Linked DNA regions of Homo sapiens: region 2 is linked to region 1. Evidence: read pairs that join two places in POLR2A ChIA-PET (ENCODE). Cell type or tissue: GM12878. All regions are shown on one strand. Links, peaks and the distances in the headings refer to the core of each region. The heading gives the core; the rest is flanking DNA.

Evidence for each region. ChIA-PET counts read pairs that join two places held together with the same protein. Peaks named below come from ENCODE experiments on the same cell type or tissue, not always from the same donor. Only the 100,000 strongest peaks of a DNase experiment are listed, where the experiment ranks them.
Region 2: POLR2A ChIA-PET joins it to region 1 with 5 read pairs; 2 of 35 experiments call an interaction of 5 or more read pairs at or near these places.

What each region holds. Positions count from the first base shown.
Region 1 is chr2:96,162,565-96,167,933 of GRCh38, reverse strand. No RefSeq gene overlaps it. Among named protein-coding and RNA genes, the nearest start is that of DUSP2, 20 kb to the right of the region's middle. RefSeq lists enhancers at 2,787-2,866, 3,127-3,176, 4,057-4,336. In GM12878, for the core only: no CTCF peak of the experiment used is centred there; DNase peaks (open chromatin) are centred at 2,973 and 3,933; H3K4me3 peaks cover 1,267 bases; H3K27ac peaks cover 3,026 bases.
Region 2 is chr2:96,764,937-96,770,305 of GRCh38, reverse strand. All of the region lies in intron 1 of CNNM4 (cyclin and CBS domain divalent metal cation transport mediator 4), which reads right to left. Among named protein-coding and RNA genes, the nearest start is that of CNNM4, 6.7 kb to the right of the region's middle. RefSeq lists an enhancer at 1-869. In GM12878, for the core only: no CTCF peak of the experiment used is centred there; a DNase peak (open chromatin) is centred at 2,034; H3K4me3 peaks cover 3,538 bases; H3K27ac peaks cover 2,627 bases.

The sequences.
Region 1 (5,369 bases), core at 237-5,236:
TAATACGTTAGTGCAACAGGTGTGGACCATCAGGAAATGGGCTCTCCCTGGCACCAGCTGCCAATTTATCACTGTTAGAGAGGCAATGCAATAACTGCCGAACCACAACCCAACATTCCTAGTGGGTTGAGGGAGAGTCCTCTCTGCCCGGCTCACGTCTGTCTAACTACCTGTAACATGGTTAATGGATGTTTAACTTTTTGAGGAATCACCAAACTATTTTCCAAAGCAGCTGCACCATTTTACGTTCACACCAGCAGTTTGTGAGGGTTTCACCTTCTTCACATCCTTAACAACATTTGTTGTTCTTTATTCTAGCCATCCCCATGTGTGTGAAATGTTATCTCATTGTGGTTTTGAATTGCATTTCTCTAATGACTAATGATGTTGAGCATCTTTTCATGTGCTTATTGGCCATTTGCATATCTTCTTTGAGGGAATGGTTATTCAAAACCGTCACTCAGTTAAAAATCAGATTGTCATTTTATTGTTGAGTTGTGTATTTATATATTTTAGATGTGTAGATGTGTATCATTTGTCTGATATATGTGTTGGTAATATTTTCTTCCCTGTCTGTGGCTTGCCTTTTTTTGTTGTTGTTGTTTTGTTTTGTTTTGTTTTTGAGATGGAGTCTCGATCCGTTGCCCAGGCTGGAGTGCAGTGGCATGATCTCGGCTCACCACAACCTCTGCCTCCCAGGTTCAAGAGATTGTCCTGCCTCAGCCTCCTGAGTAGCTGGGACTACAGGCGTGCACCACCATGACTGGCTAATTTTTGTATTTTTAGTAGAGATGGGGTTTCACTGTGTTGGCCAGTCTGGTCTTCTGACCTCATGATCTGCCGCCTTGGCCTCCCAAAGTGTTGGGATTATAGGTGTGAGTCACTGCATCCAGCAGGCCTTTTGTTTTTTTAAGGTGTCTTTCAAAGAGTAAAAGGTTTTAATTTTGACAAAGTTCAGCTTATCAATTGTTTATATTTTGTGTGTGTGATTTTTTTTCTTCTTTTTTTTTTTTTGAGATGGAGTCTCGCTCTGTTGCCAGGCTGGAGTGCAGTAGTGCAATCTCAGCTCACTGCAACCTCCACCTCCTGGGTTCAAATGATTCTCGTGCCTCAGCTTCCTGAGTAGCTGGGATTACAGGCACATGCCACTACACCCAGCTAATTTTTATATTTTTAGTAGAGACAGGGTTTCACCATGTTGGCCAGGATGGTCTCGATCTCCTGACTTCATGATCTGCCCACCTCGGCCTCCCAAAGTGCTGGGATTACAGGTGTAAGCCACCGTACCCTGCCTGTGCTTTTTTGTGTTCTAAGAAAACTTTGTCCAGTTCAAGATATAAATATTTTCTCCTATGTTTTTCTTCTATACATTGCATAATTTTAGATTTTACATTTAGGTCTTTGATCTGTTCCAGTTAGTTAATTTTTATATGTGGTGTGAGTTAAGGGTCTTAGATGACATTTAGTATGTCTCCAACATTATTTCTTATTTCGTACGAGGCAGAATGGGAGTCTCACTCCCCTATTATTTTCTCCCTCGCCTTATTCCATATACATTATAGGAAATGTGTTTTTGTTTTTTTGTTTTTTAAGAGGAAAGAGACAGAAAGATTTGCTAATATGGGGGTAGCCAGTATACTCCGTTTTTACTCAATAGTGTCATGTTGCTTTCCCTACATTATTTTTTTTTTATTTTTTATTTTTTAGATAGAGTCTTGTTCCATCACCCAGGCTGGAGTTCAGTGGCACAATCTCGTCTCACTGCAACCTCCACCTCCCAGGCTCAAACAATTCTCCTGCCTCAGCCTCCTAAATAATGGGATTAAAGGCATGTGCCACCACTCTCAGCTAATTTTTGTATTCTTAGTAGAGACAGGGTTTCACCATGTTGGCCAGGCTAGTCTCAAACTCCTGGCCTCAAGTGATCCACCTGCCTTGGCCTCCCAAAGTGCTAGGAATACAGGAGTGAGCCACCATGCCTGGTCAATATTATCTGCCTTTTATTTTTTATTTTTATTTAGTTTTTCCAATCTGGATGGTATAAAAGGGATATCTCAGTTATAATTTTGATTTCTCTAGTTACTATGGAGTTAAATATTTCTTGTCATACTTGTTAACCATTGGGATTTCCCTTGCATGAATTGCCTATTATAACTATAATCCTTTTTTATTTTTTTTTCTTAGAGACTGAATCTCACTCTGTCACCCAGGCTGGAGTGCAGTGGCCCCATCTTGGCTCACTGCAACCTCTGCCTTCCGGGTTCAAGCAGTTCTCCTGACTCAGCCTCCCGAGTAGCTGGGAGGGACTACAGGCACCTGCCACCATGCCTGGTTAATTTTTTATTTTTATTTTTTGTATTTTTGGTAGAGACGGGGTTTCACCATGTTGGCCAGGCTGGTCTCGAACTCCTGACCTCAGGTGTTCTACCCACCCTGGCCTCCCAAAGTGCTGGGATTACAAGCATAAGCCACTACGTCCGGTCGACTATATCCATTTTTATGTTGATATTTTTCCTGTAGTTCCCCTGGTTTTCTTCTTGATTTGTAAAAATTCCTTGTATATGCCAAAATATAATTTCATAATAGTTTATTTTATTTATGAAATTATAAATAGGGTCCATGGGAGTGGAGTGAACAGCGTACATGTCACTAACTGTCTGAAGGTTGAGGAGAAACTCAGGACCTAGGTGGTGGTGGGGTGGCCACCACCATTTAATAGACTGGAAAATAGGATGGAAGTTGGGGGTGTGGTGGAACAGGGCCACAGGGAGTGGGTTTTCACCAGTCGAAAAGTGGGCAGAGCCCTTCGGATGCGGCCGACTGGCTGTCATGCAGCTGCGGTGCCTGGAGAACTCAAGATCTCCTCCATCGACATGGCAGAGGATGAGCAAGTGGGAAAATCGCACAGGGCTTTTTATTGCCTGAGTCTGGAGGTGGTGTTTCATTGGCTGGAGTAAGTCACATGGCTCTGCCAAGTGTGAGAGGTCTGTGTAGGGTAAGCCTCTGCGTCTGGTAGGGAGGAGGTTGGGACCAGCGACTACCAGTCATATTCACTGCAGGATGTGTGCTGCGGTCTCCGGTCTCCTGGGGGCAGGCCCGGCCTTACAGCCCATCCCTGGACCCACCTCGGGAGGGGAAAAACTGCAGGGCTCTGGGAGCGCCGCCACCAGGGAAGGGCTGCTGGGATCAGCCGGGAAGGAGGAAGGGAAGGGGGAGAGGGGCTTGGGTCCCTTGATGCTGCCTGAGGAGGGCTGGTGGACACTGCCTGGGGCTCCCTGCCAGGCCCTATTGGGCTAACAGTAGGCTTTTGTTTTCAGTAAGGGACCTCCCCTCCTGCCTTTCGTTCTGAGGGCATTGCAAAGGGCTCAGAGAGGGGCAGCTCCACATAGGAACTGTGATGGGTTATGAGCAACGCATTTCTGTCTTCTGCCATCTTTTCTGTGTGTTCCAAATTTCCTAGTGTTGGGGGATTTCTGGGATAATTAGGGAAAATAACAAATGTGTGATAGACTTGTGCAGGGTGGTGTGGTAGGTGAGGCTCCGGCCCAGAGTGAGGGCTCCTTCCCCTGACATGGGCATCTCCAGGGCCTCCCTGCCCATCCCATGGGCATCCTTATTCCTGGCTCACAGCAGTGGGGTCACCTCCCCAGGGTTCCCACTTAGTAGCTGAGGAAAGTGGGGCTCAGCTGGCTTGCGGGCCCTGCCTGAGGCCACATGGTGTGCCTCCGGATGCTGGGCTGGCCGTCTCACTCCTTCCCCTCTGCCTTAGTGCTGGCCTAGGCTGAGGCTGCCCGGGAGACCACATTAGACACATTTGAAACCGTCTGTCTCTTCAGGAGAGCAGACTCAGATGTAAATTCCTTCAGCCCCCAAGGAGCTAAAAATAAGAGGCCTGTGCCCCTACAGCAACCCAGGAAAGGCCACGTGAAAACCCAGCAGCTGGGGGCGGAGGCTGGGGGCGCGGGGCCCAGCAGTGTTGGAGGGGTGGAAACAGGATGTGAGCAGAGAGGGGGCTGTGAGAAGCAAGGTGACACCCAGCAGAGGCGGCCACCTGGTACAGCATGTTCTGAGCCACGGAAAAAGACCCTGGGCTGCGTGGGAGCCCTTACATCCTGCTTGGAGACAGGCCTCCCCCATTTGGCCTGGCTGTTGGCCAGGGCAGAATCTGACCCCTGCACTGGGATGGTGGGCAAGAGAAGGACAGGATGTTGCCTTTCAGAGAGATGGGGATCAAACCTTAATAAGGGCTCCCGGCTCCCCCAGGGAGGCCTGGTACCTACCCAAGGCCACCAATGGAGAAACAGGGTAAATAGCTCACCAGCTGTCCATCAGCCAACACTGCAGGCCAGGCCTGAGCCAGGTGTGGGGAAAGCGAACCCGCCAAGGCCCACTCGCTGGCTTCAGGGAGGCACCAGTATTGGGTGGGTGCCTTGATGAGGCCTGTGAAGGCCAGAGGCGAGCCCAAGCTCTGGGAGGCTCTGGGAGAAGCCCTTGATTCAGCCTGGGGATCTGGGAAGCCTTCCTGGAGGAAGCGAAACCTGAGGGGTCTCAAGGATGGGCAGGGGAGGGGTGGGTGAAGCCATTCCGGGCAGGTCGGCCAGCACAGGGCGCAGAGGAAACCCCCGGCCTGAGTGGTGTGGTCAATGTCACCGGGGCCTTTGTGCCCACCTAGCCTGAGCCTGCCCCCCTTGGCCTGCTCAGGGCTTTTCCTGAGATCCCTCCTCTCTGAGGTCTGCAGCCTCCCCTCTGGCCCATCATTCTCTTTCCTTGTCAGGTCCATGGCTCCCCCACACCTTCAGCCAGCCTCGGGGTCCTCCTTCACAGTCCAGACCACAGTCAAGTCTCACTTAGTGGAAGGCTTGTCCCCCCACTTCCCCAGCAGCCCCAACTGAGGGGTGCCACGAGGCTCACTGAGTCACCATCCCCTTCTGGTGGTTCAACGCTTTTTCCTTGATTTGTAACCAGACTTTTTGTCCTAGAGCTTTTCATACACATTTATGTTCATGTAGAATGTAGGCCGGGTGCGGTGGCTCACGCCTGTAATCCCAGCACTTTGGGAGGTCGAGACAGATTGCTTGAGCCCACGAGACCAGCCTGGGCAACACGGTGAAACTCCATCTCTACCAAAAATACAAAAAATTAGCCGGGTGTGGTGATGTGCGCCTGTGGTCCCAGTTACCCAGGAGGTTGAGGTGGGAGGATGGCTTGTGTCCGGGAGGTTGAGGCTGCAGTGAGCTGTGATCGCACCACTGCCCTCTAGCCTGGGTGACAGAGCTGTCTAAAAAAGAAAAAAAAAAAAAAACTGAAACAAAACAAACCAAAAAACAAACAAGAATGTACAGCTTTCTCTTTTTTGTTTTTATTGAAAT
Region 2 (5,369 bases), core at 105-5,104, 600 kb before region 1:
GACCAGAGGTGAGCAGAAAAACACTGGAGCGGGATTTCCTAGTTAAAAATACGAGACCTTTGAAAAGTAAACACCAGAATAACTAAGAACCTATCAGGGCCTCGATGCACAGCATTGCCTTCCATTGCACAAACAAGAGCTCTGAGAAGAGAACTGTCAAGTGAAGACACGTGAGTGTCCTCTCAGTGCTGGCTCCTCTTTGGGAACCCGCCCATAGGCTGCATGGGGCCAGCCAGGAAGGAGGTGCAGCTGCCCACTGGCTGGCACGCACCAGGCCCCTCCACGTGCTCATGTTCCCTTCCCACAGCACTGCACTAAAGGGAAAGTGAGAAGGAGCCTGGCCACAGCTCTGTCAGCTGTCCCTGCTGGGACCTCTGCCTGCACCCGGAGTATTAACCAGCTCCTGTCACTCTCAGATACACCTGCCCCCAGGCAGCTTCTTGAGATCAAATCACCATATTGAGGCTATTACCAGGCAGGGCTGACGGAGAACCGGTGCAAAGCTGCCTTCGGGCACCACTTGTCCGAGGCTGCTCTCGCTGGGCACCCCACAGCCTAAGGTCCCATCCCACAGTCTGTGCATGGTCTTCACCCCATCTGACCCTCCAAGGAGGCTCCCGAATAGCGTGCCCCCTTGGTTCTCTTCGTCTCCATCAAGGAGTCGCCTCAGCCTGGCTTTTACACACTGACACCCCCTGCACTGTCCTTTCCTCTCTCACACATTCTTTTTTTTTTTTTTTTTGAGACAGAGTCTCACTCTGTCACCCAGGCTGGAGTGCAATGGCGCGATCTCGGCTCACTGCAACCTCCGCCTCCCGATTCAAGCTATTCTCCTGCCTCAGCCTCCGCAGTAGCTGGGATTACAGGCACCCACCACCACGCCTAATTTTTGTATTTTTAGTAGAGACGGGGTTTCACCATGTTGGTCAGGCTGGTCTTGAACTCCTGACCTCAGGTGATCCACCTGCCTCAGCCTCCCAAAGTGCTGGGATTACAAAGCCACTGTGCCCAGCAGCTCTCCATTCTGCCTGCTCTTGGCCGACTCCTTTTTTATTGAGACGGAGTCTCGCTCTGTTGCCCAGGCTGGAGTGCAGTGGCGCGATCTCGGCTCACTGCAAGCTCCACCTCCCGGGTTCACACCATTCTCCTGCCTCAGCCTCCCGAGTAGCTGGGACTACAGGCGCCCACCACCACACCCAGCTAATTTTTTGTATTTTTAGTAGAGACAGGGTTTTACCGTGTTAGCCAGGATGGTCTCGATCTCCTGACCTCATGATCCGCCCGCCTCGGCCTCCCAAAGTGCTGGGATTACAGGCGTAAGCCACCGCACCCGGCCTCTTGGCTGACTCTTAAACCTTTTAGCGTTGTCCTGGCCTTGCTCCTCAGCCTCACGTGGGCATTTTCCCCTGCATGCCTGCCTAGATGTTACTGCACACTGGTGTGGTCCAGGGCCAGCAGCATGGGCATCATCTGAGAACCTGTCAGAAATGCAGACTCTCGGGCCACACCCAGACCCACTGAGTTCAAGTCTGCATTTCAACAAAATGTCCAGGCAGTCGAGTGTGAGAAGCTCCAGTGTAAACAATGCTGGGCACGGAGAAGGAGCTCAGCAACGGGTCACACCATTATTATGACCACCACTTACCTCCCTCTGCCCTCACTAAACTGTCTCTTCGTCCCCCTTTCCCGATTGCAGTTAAATGACATAATCAACCTGAATCCCAAGCTAGAAACCTCAGACTTTCACAACTACTTCCGGGCCCTGACTCCCAGATCTCCACAAGGATCAACGAGTCTAGTTACTCTCACTTCAGAAGCATCTCACAGGCCTGCCCTCCCTCAGCCCCACGGCACCCTATCTGTGAGCTCTGTGCAGCTAGGCGTTGTTCACGTGTCTCTCTCCTTGGTAGACTGTGAGTTCTGTGAACAGGGCAGTTTTATTCATCTCTGATTCCCAACAGCCTGCACAGTGTCTGACACAGAGGCTTCAAAACGGTCACTGTTGGTTGAACAAATGGATGAATAAGCAGGTGCGGATGGGAGGGTGGGGTGTGGAGGATAAGTTACTTAAGGTGTGTCAGATAAGAGGAACCAAAAGTGAATGCAAAAATCATGCAGTGTTTTTTCTCAACTTCATAAAGTTGTTGCGGGAATAAAATTAAGTCAGTGGGAAAATCTGACACAGCCTAGATGAAAATATGGGTGTTTTGTTGTTGTTGTTGTTTCGTTTTGTTTTGTTTTTTGAGACAGAGTCTTGCTCTATCGCCCAGGCTGGAGTGCAGTGGTGCAATCTCAGCTCACTGCAACCTCCGTTCAAGCGATTCTCCTGCCTCAGCCACCCCAGTAGCTGGGATTATAGGCATGTGCCATCATACCCAGCTAATTTTTGCATTTTTTTAGTAAAGATGGGGTTTTGCCATGTTGGCCAGGCTGGTCTCGAACTCCTAGCCTCAAGTGACCCACCCAAAGAGCTCCCAAAGTGCTAGGATTACAGGCGTGAGCCACAGCCAGGAGGATTTTTTTAATGAAAATATTTCTAGCTTTTCCCCACCAATTTATACTGCACTACCTTGCTGAGAGGAGGAGTAACAGGTCCAAGGCCACCTCACAGGTCAGTGACCAGGCTGGCTGGAGTTACACCCAGGTCTATACAGGGTCTAGGTGGTTATAAGGTGGGTGGGGAAAGATAAGGTGTTTAAAGATGAGCTAAGTACCTGGGAGGGAAGGAGTGTCCCAGAGGGTGAGGCACAGCTAGAAGCTGGAAGGTGGGCTGCAAGGGGGGTGCAGAGCTCTGCCCTCTTCCTTCATTACTTAGCTTCAGGGTCTGGGAGAGTGGTGAAGGCAAAACACAAACTGGGGCAGGAGGAGCTGGAGGTGGCTTTGTTCTGAGATTCCAAGGTGGACAAACCCACCCACAACACCCAGTACTGCAAACAGTTCCAGGCGAGGTTTAAGCGGAAGGGCCAAGGTTCAAATCACAGGAGACTCTCAGGCCTGAGGGCTTGTCTCACCAACTCGATGATCTTACTCCTGTGGTCCTGCATCACCTAGCATCACGTCTTGCACGCAGCATGGGGTTCCACAGATATCTGGCACTAACTGCCGTGAGCTGGGAGACAGAAGTGCTGCAAGGCTGTACCCCTGCCTTACTCCTAGGGACACTCGGCCCCTACCTCTGCATCGATGCCCCTAGCCCGTCTCTAAGTGTGTAGGAGCACATTCATGACTCATCTAATGAGGGAAGCTGTGTAAACCCCCAGTGGCCAAAGACCACTTACTGGTGGGGAAACTGAGGCACATGGAGAGGAACCATGCATCACACTCAAGGCCCCAAACTCTACTTCTCAGTCCCTGACATGTCATCCCAGGCACTCCTCCTGTCTGTCCTGTGTGGCTGGAACTCTGAACCCGGTAAGTGCACAACACCCATTTTTCTTTGCACTCATCAGCTCCTCAGAATTCTAACACTATTAAAATGGGAATGATCCTCTGCCAAAACAGACAGGTATTCATTCACTCACTTACTCACTCAGTGCCATGGATGGAGGCCTTACTATGTGCCAAGAGCCATTCTAGGGGCTAGAGATACATTGATGAGCAAAACAAAGAGACCTGCCCTTTGAAACTTATATGCCAGTGGGAGGAGACAGACAGTAGACAACACAGTAAATCAGCAAATTACATAGATGCTAGAGAGCAATGTGTGCTACGAGAAGAGAAGAAATCGGCACAGGGCAGGGGAGATTAGGAAGTTGGGGTGGGATGGTGGGTGCAGTTTTAAACAAGGTGGCAAGAAGGCCCCACTGAGAGGTGACCTGGGAAGACAGTGAGCCATGCTGACTTCTGGAGAAGAATATTCCAGCCCAAGGAAACAACCAGGGCAAAGGCCCCATGGTGGGAGCATCCTGGTGTGTTTAAGAACAGCAAAAAGGGCCAGGCACGGTGGCTCACACCTGTAATCCCAGCACTTTGGGAGGCCGAGGTGGGCAGATCGCTTGAGGTCAGGAGTTCAAGACTAGCCTAGCTAACATGGTGAAACCCCATCTCTACTAAAAATACAAAAATCAGCCAGATGTGGTAGCATGCACCTGTAATCCCTGTTACTTGGGAGGCTGAGGCACAAGAATAGCTTGAACCTGGGAGGTGGAGGTTGCAGTGAGCCGAGATCATGCCAGAGTGAAACTCTGTCTCAAAAAAAAAAAAAAGAAAAGAAAAAAAAAAAGGCCAGGTGTGGTGGCTCACACCTGTAATCCCAGCACTTTGGGAGGCTGAGGTGGGTGGATCACCTGAGGTCAGGAGTTCGCAACCAGCCTGGCCAACATGGTGAAACCCCATCTCTACTAAAAATACAAAAAATAGCCGGGCGTGGTGGCGGGCGCCTGTAATCCCAGCTACTCGGGAGGCTGAGACAGGAGAATCGGAGGTGGAGGTTGCAGTGAGCCGAGATGGTGCCATTGCACTCCAGCCGGGGCAATGAGAGCGAAACTCCGTCTCAAAAAAAAAAAAAAGAAAGAAAGAAAGAAAGAAAAAAAGAACAGCAAAAAGGCCAGTGGGGCTTGCCAGAGAGTCATCCATTGTTCATTCATTTGTCCAACACTTACTGGAGACCCGTCTCTTTACCAAGCACTGAGTGGTGAAAACACTAAGAAGGCATGGCCTCTACCCTCAAGGAGCTTATAATGCTGGAAAGGGGAAAGAAAGAATACAAAGGCCCTAAAAGAGGATTACTTGTGGGGCAGAAGGACTCTGGCAAAGCTAGGCTCAGGACCCTCACCCAACCTGGGGTGGAGGAGGGTCCAGGACAGACCCTCAGAGAGAGATGCTGGGCTAGACAGTTGCCCCAGCTCTGACTCTGGTGCTGTTAACAATGCCAGCTGAAAGGCTGGGCAGGGTGGCTCACACCGGTAATCCCAGCACTTTGGGAGGCCAAGGCGGGTGGATCACCTGAGGTCGGGAGTTCAAGACCAGCCTGACCAACATGGCGAAACCCCGTCTCTACTAAATAAACAAAATTAGCCAGGGGTGGTGGCACATGCCCGTAACCCCAGCTACTCAGGAGGCTGAGGCAGAAGAATCGCTTTAACCCGGGAGGTAGAGGTTGCAGCGAGCCGAGATTGTGCCATTACACTCCAGCCTGGACAACAAGAGCAAAACTCCGTCTCAAAAAAAAAAAACAACAACAAACAAACAAATAAAACAATGCCAGCTGTTCTAACTTTGCTCACTTGTTTCTCTTAGCAAAAAAAAAAAAAAAAAAAAAAAAAAAAAAAAAAAAAAAAAACCATTCCCAACACCAGACTCCTAAACTCTTTTTTTTTTGAAACAGAGTCTTGCTCAGTCGCCCAAGCTGGAGTGCAGTGGTGCGATCT